Regions from separate parts of the Homo sapiens genome. Here region 2 is linked to region 1. The links are chromatin loops, found by intact Hi-C in ENCODE. Cell type or tissue: Calu3. All regions are shown on one strand.

Region 1 (2,500 bases):
AGGTGAGAGTTGAAGAGGTTTTAAGTTCTTAAGAATACAGGCTAAGGGAGAAGAAGGAGGAATGGAAGGTGGAAGGTTGCCCATAGTGAAGGAGGCAAGCCCAGAGAAAAGAGTAGAGACACAGAGAAGGGGTGGGGGGTTCTTGCTCTCCAGAAAAGCAGAGAAAGGGTTGGGGCACGGAAATAAGGGATTGGGACACAGAGATAAGAGGTCAGGGTGCAGAAATAAGGGATTGGGGCACAGAGATAAGAGGTCGGCGTGTGGAAAGAAGGGATTGGGCGTTCTTGCCCCTTAGAAAAGTGGGACTTACCGCTAAGGGTGAAGGAGAAGGGGTTGACGGGTACTTGCCCCTCCCCCAGAAAAGCGGGACTTGCTGCTAAGGGTGAAGGAGAAGGGGTTGAGGGGTTCTTGCCCCTGCCCCAGAAAATCAGAGAAGGGGTAGAGACATGGAGAGAAGGGGTTGGGGTACTTGCCCTTCCCCCAGAAAAGCGGGACTTGCCGCTAAGGGTGAAGGACTAAGGCAGGCGTCCCTGCATGGTCTGACACCTTTGAAACGTTGGTGAACAATCAGAGAGGTGTCCCTGCAATGATTAAACACTAAGGGAAGGCTGCCTTCCCAGTCCGTGACCGGCTCCGGAGTTTTGGGTCCACGGATAAAACGTGTCTCCTTTGTCTCTACCAGAAAATGAAAGGAATTGAAATTAACAGAAGGGAGAGATTGAAGTGTGGCACCAAGATTGAAAGGAGAAAGAGGTTGAGGGATAGTGAGGGAAGTTGGAGAAGAGAGTAAAAAGAGGCCGCTTACCAGATTTGAAATTGGTGAGATGTTTCTTGGGCTAGTCGGTCTGAGGACCTGAGGTCGTAGGTGGATCTTTCTCACGGAGCAAAGAGCAGGAGGACAGGGGATTGATTTCCTGAGGCAGGTCCCCCGATCCGAGTCACCACACCAAATTTCATGCACATCTGTGTGAAGAGACCACCAAACAGGCTTTGTGTGAGCAACATGGCTGTTTATTTCACCTGGGTGCAGGTGGGCTGAGTCCGAAAAGAGAGTCAATGAAGGGAGATAGGGGTGGGGCCGTTTTATAGGATTTGGGAAGGTAATGGAAAATTACAGTCAAAGGGGGTTTGTTCTCTGGTGGGCAGGGGCGGGGGAGTGGGGGCACAAGCTGCTCAGTGGGGGAGCTTCTGAGCCAGGAGAAGGAAATTCACAGCGTTAATCACTCAGTTAAGGTGGGGCAGGAACAAATCACAATGGTGGAATGTCATCAGTTAAGGTCGGGCAGGGTCTTTCACTTCTTTTGTGATTCTTCAGTTACTTCAGGCCATCTGGGCACAAGTCACAGGGGATGCGATGGCTTGGCTTGGGCTCAGAGGCCTGACAATAAGTTGTCTCATTGTAAAATAAGGTTAATAATAAATAATAATAATAATTCACATTGTAATTACAAGCATTCAATGAAATGGTGCATATAAAGCGCTTAGCACAGTGCTAGGTGCATGTGGCTAACACTCAATTAGTGGTAGAGATGATTAATAATATTGTTACCCTGAAAGTAACAGAACTAAACAGAAAACTGGGGGAACATTTTCAGGGCATTCATGCTTGTGATATCTCCTTCACTTGTGTAAAATATGAAGACGTTTCCTCTGTGTTCCTGAACTGTTGGGGTTTTGTTTTCTGTGCCCCAATAGGAATATTGCCTATTTCTCAGTGTTGTGCAGATTTTAAAAGATAACACAGGCAAAGAGCCTGACAAAGAATAGGTGCTCAGAACACATTATTTTATCCTTATTTCCTCATTGGATTTACCCTTTGAGCTGCCTGCTCAAATCATGGTGTTGACAAAATGAGTCAAACTCTGTAAAATATTTCAAGAGTTTTATTCTGAGCCAAATATGAGTTTCCATGGCCCATGAAAGAGCCGTAAGAGATCTTGAGAACCTGTGCCAAAGGTAGTCAGGCTACAGCTTGGTTTTATACATTTTAGGGAGACACAATACATTAGATGTCGATCTAATTTATTAATTAATATACATTAGATGTCGATCACTACTTTTAAGATGACATGGGTTGTGTCTGGAAAGGTGGACAAATCAAAGGTGTGGGGGGACTTCCAGGTCTTAGGTGGATTCAAAGATTTTCTGATTGGCAATTGGTTGAGTTTATCAAAAGGCCTGGAATCAATAGAAGGGAGTGACTGAGTTAAGATAAGGGGTTGAGGAGACCAAGGTTTTTATTATGCAGATGAAACCTCTAGGTAGCAGGCTTCAGAGATAATAGTAAATGTTTCTTATAAGACTTAAAAAGGTGCCAGACTCTTAATTCTCTCCTGGATCAGGAAAAAGACCTGGAAAGGGAAGGGGATTCTCTATAGAATGTGGATTTTTCCCACAAGAAACAACTTTGCAGGGTCATTTCAAAATATGTCAAAGAAATATATTTTGGGGTAAAATACTTCTATTTATTTCAGGGCCTGCCATCTGTCATGTTGATATC
Region 2 (2,500 bases), 120 kb after region 1:
TTGGGCATACTGGATGGTCTGGTCGCTGGAAGCCTTGAAGCTTAGCTTTCTGGTTGCTACCCTTGGTTCCTATATATCATGGTCAGGACCTAAAAACAGTCCTCAGGGGCTGAGTAACTTCAGCCTAATGCATGTGCACAAATGGCAGCAGAGTGGGCAACCACTGAGTTGTCTAGGAACCAAAGAAGCTGGAGGACCCATAGCCCTCCCCTCTCCCAGAAGGTAGCATCATTTACTTAGATACCAGTTCTAACGATACCACCTCCCTCCCTGGAAGGGAGGAAGAAGGCAGAGCTATCTGAAAGCCCAGCATTTGCCCACGGCTAAACATTCATTAAAGAGGCTGTATAAATGATTAGATGCAACTAGGCTTGAAATTGGTGGGGCTCTAAATTATTCCCCCACTCCAATCAGTCAGTGAACCCTCAGGAAAGAACCCATCATTTTTACAGACAAAACAAAGAGTGTGTCTCCTGTGTGTGCACATTTGAGTCATGTTGAGAATTAAATTTGTGAGCTCACTGTATTTAGAAACTGTTAGAGCATTTTGCTGACGACCATCTATTCTCTGGAGTTTGAAGGACTCCTTTGAGTTGTTCAGGCCTATGCTTCCTGTGTGTCTTCACCTCCATAGCAGAAAGCACTTTCTCTTGCTTTTTCCCACTCTAGGAGTGAGATTGATTTTCAGCATGTATGTTTTATTTGGGCCCCTAAAGGGTAACATTACCCGAGAGGCTCCTTTTGCATGGATGTCGTTGTGCCTCCCTTACGCATGTGTATTGGCTGCATGGGGGATTTGCTCACTCTGGCCTGTGAACAAGACAGCAATGGGTCATTCTCCTCCAAGCAACAGCACAAACTAGACTGAGCATGACGGGTCATTCTCCTTCTTTGGGAACTGGATGTCCTGCCAAGAGCGGAAGAGAGCTCCCCACACACAGGTATCCCACCACACTGTGCCTGGCTCCCTGCCCCCTCCCCTCACCTCTTCCCAAGAACATGTCCACAGTTACCTTGGTGCCAGCAGGGGCCTTGTTCTTCGACACAGCCACGGCGTTCCTCACAGGTTAATGCGATTGTAAACATTGAGTCACTGCCAGAGAGCTTAAATGCTGAAGGAACAGCGAGTGGTGAAAAGATGACCTCACAGCCTGTGGCTGCCAAGTGGAGGCATCAGACATTGCTTCTGGCAGGCAACACGGCAGAGACAAACGGTATAGAGGGGCTTTTGAACAATGATCTCCCCAAGAAAGAGCCACCCTCTCCTGTGTGCCCCAAATGGTTAGGCTGCAGGTGGTGGTCATCATGAAAGCCACAAGGGCCAGATCTCCACCCCAGGCAGGATGACTGCAGGGAGAACTGAATCCCCTCCTTGTCCCCTCTGAGTGTTTATACTTGGAGAGAAATTGCATTTGCTAAGTTGTGTTGCATTGGTGGGTGAGGGTGGGCAGGGAGCAAACTTTTGTAAAATGTACTCAGGGATTTCTTTGAAGTATCCTAAAGGACTGCCTTTAAAAAGATGCATGTGGTAAAACTAAATAAATAAATAAATAAAGAGGTAGTAAAAGATCTTGTCATGGAGTTTGCCTACTACCAGAGGAAGATAAAGCTTAGTGGTGATGTCTCTATTATTGTCTGTACAATTACAAAGCGATTACATTACACACTAGGTGCTCAACCTGTGTTATGATGAGTAGAGGGCAGTAGACAGAAAGGCGAGACAGGGAGTACAAAGGGATTTTTGCCTTCAAGGTGCTCAGAATCTATAATAGTTCCAGAGAAGTAACTAGCTCATAAACAACCAAGTAACATGGTACGGTTCTCATTATCACACAGGCTGAAAACCCAGGAAGTGTTCAAAAAGGATGTGGAGGGATAAGAGCTGGATTTCAAAGAATGGCTGGATGTATGTGTGTGTACATATGTACATGTGTGTACGTGTGTGTCTGTCTGTGTATGCATGGTGTGTAATGCTTTCAGTGTGAACATGGTTAGCTACTTAGGATTGCTGGGGACACTGGCTCTGACCGGCTACAATCTAGCATAAGTGGAAGAAAGTATAATAAACCAAATGTCATAAACAAAGTATAATTTAAAAGCTCTGTTTTTCAAATAAAGTTCTCCAATCAAAGTTTTGAAAGCAGAAATACTTTCTTCCCATAACCTCTAAGTGCTTTGTTTTTATTATTATACTTACCTGGTTTATGATGAAGGGAAGATTTCTGCATTTGGGTCATGTCTTACATATTAGTAACTATAGCTTGGGCTTTTTTTTCCTGCAACCGGACTTAGAAAAAAATAAACAGGGGGAAAATATATACATCTGCTGGTTGGGAGGTTTTTCTCTTTCTTCTCCTTCTTCCTGAGCCCCAGGCTTCTCTCTCTACTCTCTCTTCCTCTGGAGGAGTTAGTGTGCAATTTAAAAAATCATCTGAACTACCTTCCTTTCTTCATTGGCTGGCTTTTCTTCCAGTGTCTCTGATCGCCCTGCCTTTCAGGC

What was found. Hi-C counts contacts between places; a loop is a spot of excess contacts. Peaks named below come from ENCODE experiments on the same cell type or tissue, not always from the same donor. Only the 100,000 strongest peaks of a DNase experiment are listed, where the experiment ranks them.
Region 2: it touches region 1 in a loop (2.6-fold over the local background); 2 of 110 quality-filtered maps call a loop at or near these places.

The regions. Positions count from the first base shown.
Region 1 is chr1:221,964,808-221,967,307 of GRCh38, reverse strand. The region is part of intron 1 of LINC02257 (long intergenic non-protein coding RNA 2257); the gene reads left to right. It overlaps LINC02474 (long intergenic non-protein coding RNA 2474), which reads right to left and starts at 898. Exons shown (of 3, transcript NR_149071.1): 1 at 806-898. RefSeq lists an enhancer at 1,212-1,824. In Calu3, no CTCF peak of the experiment used is centred here; DNase peaks (open chromatin) are centred at 377, 547, 1,157 and 2,100.
Region 2 is chr1:221,844,654-221,847,153 of GRCh38, reverse strand. It overlaps LOC124904517 (a long non-coding RNA gene), which reads right to left and starts at 1,225. Exons shown (of 3, transcript XR_007066885.1): 1 at 1,014-1,225. In Calu3, no CTCF peak of the experiment used is centred here; a DNase peak (open chromatin) is centred at 1,063.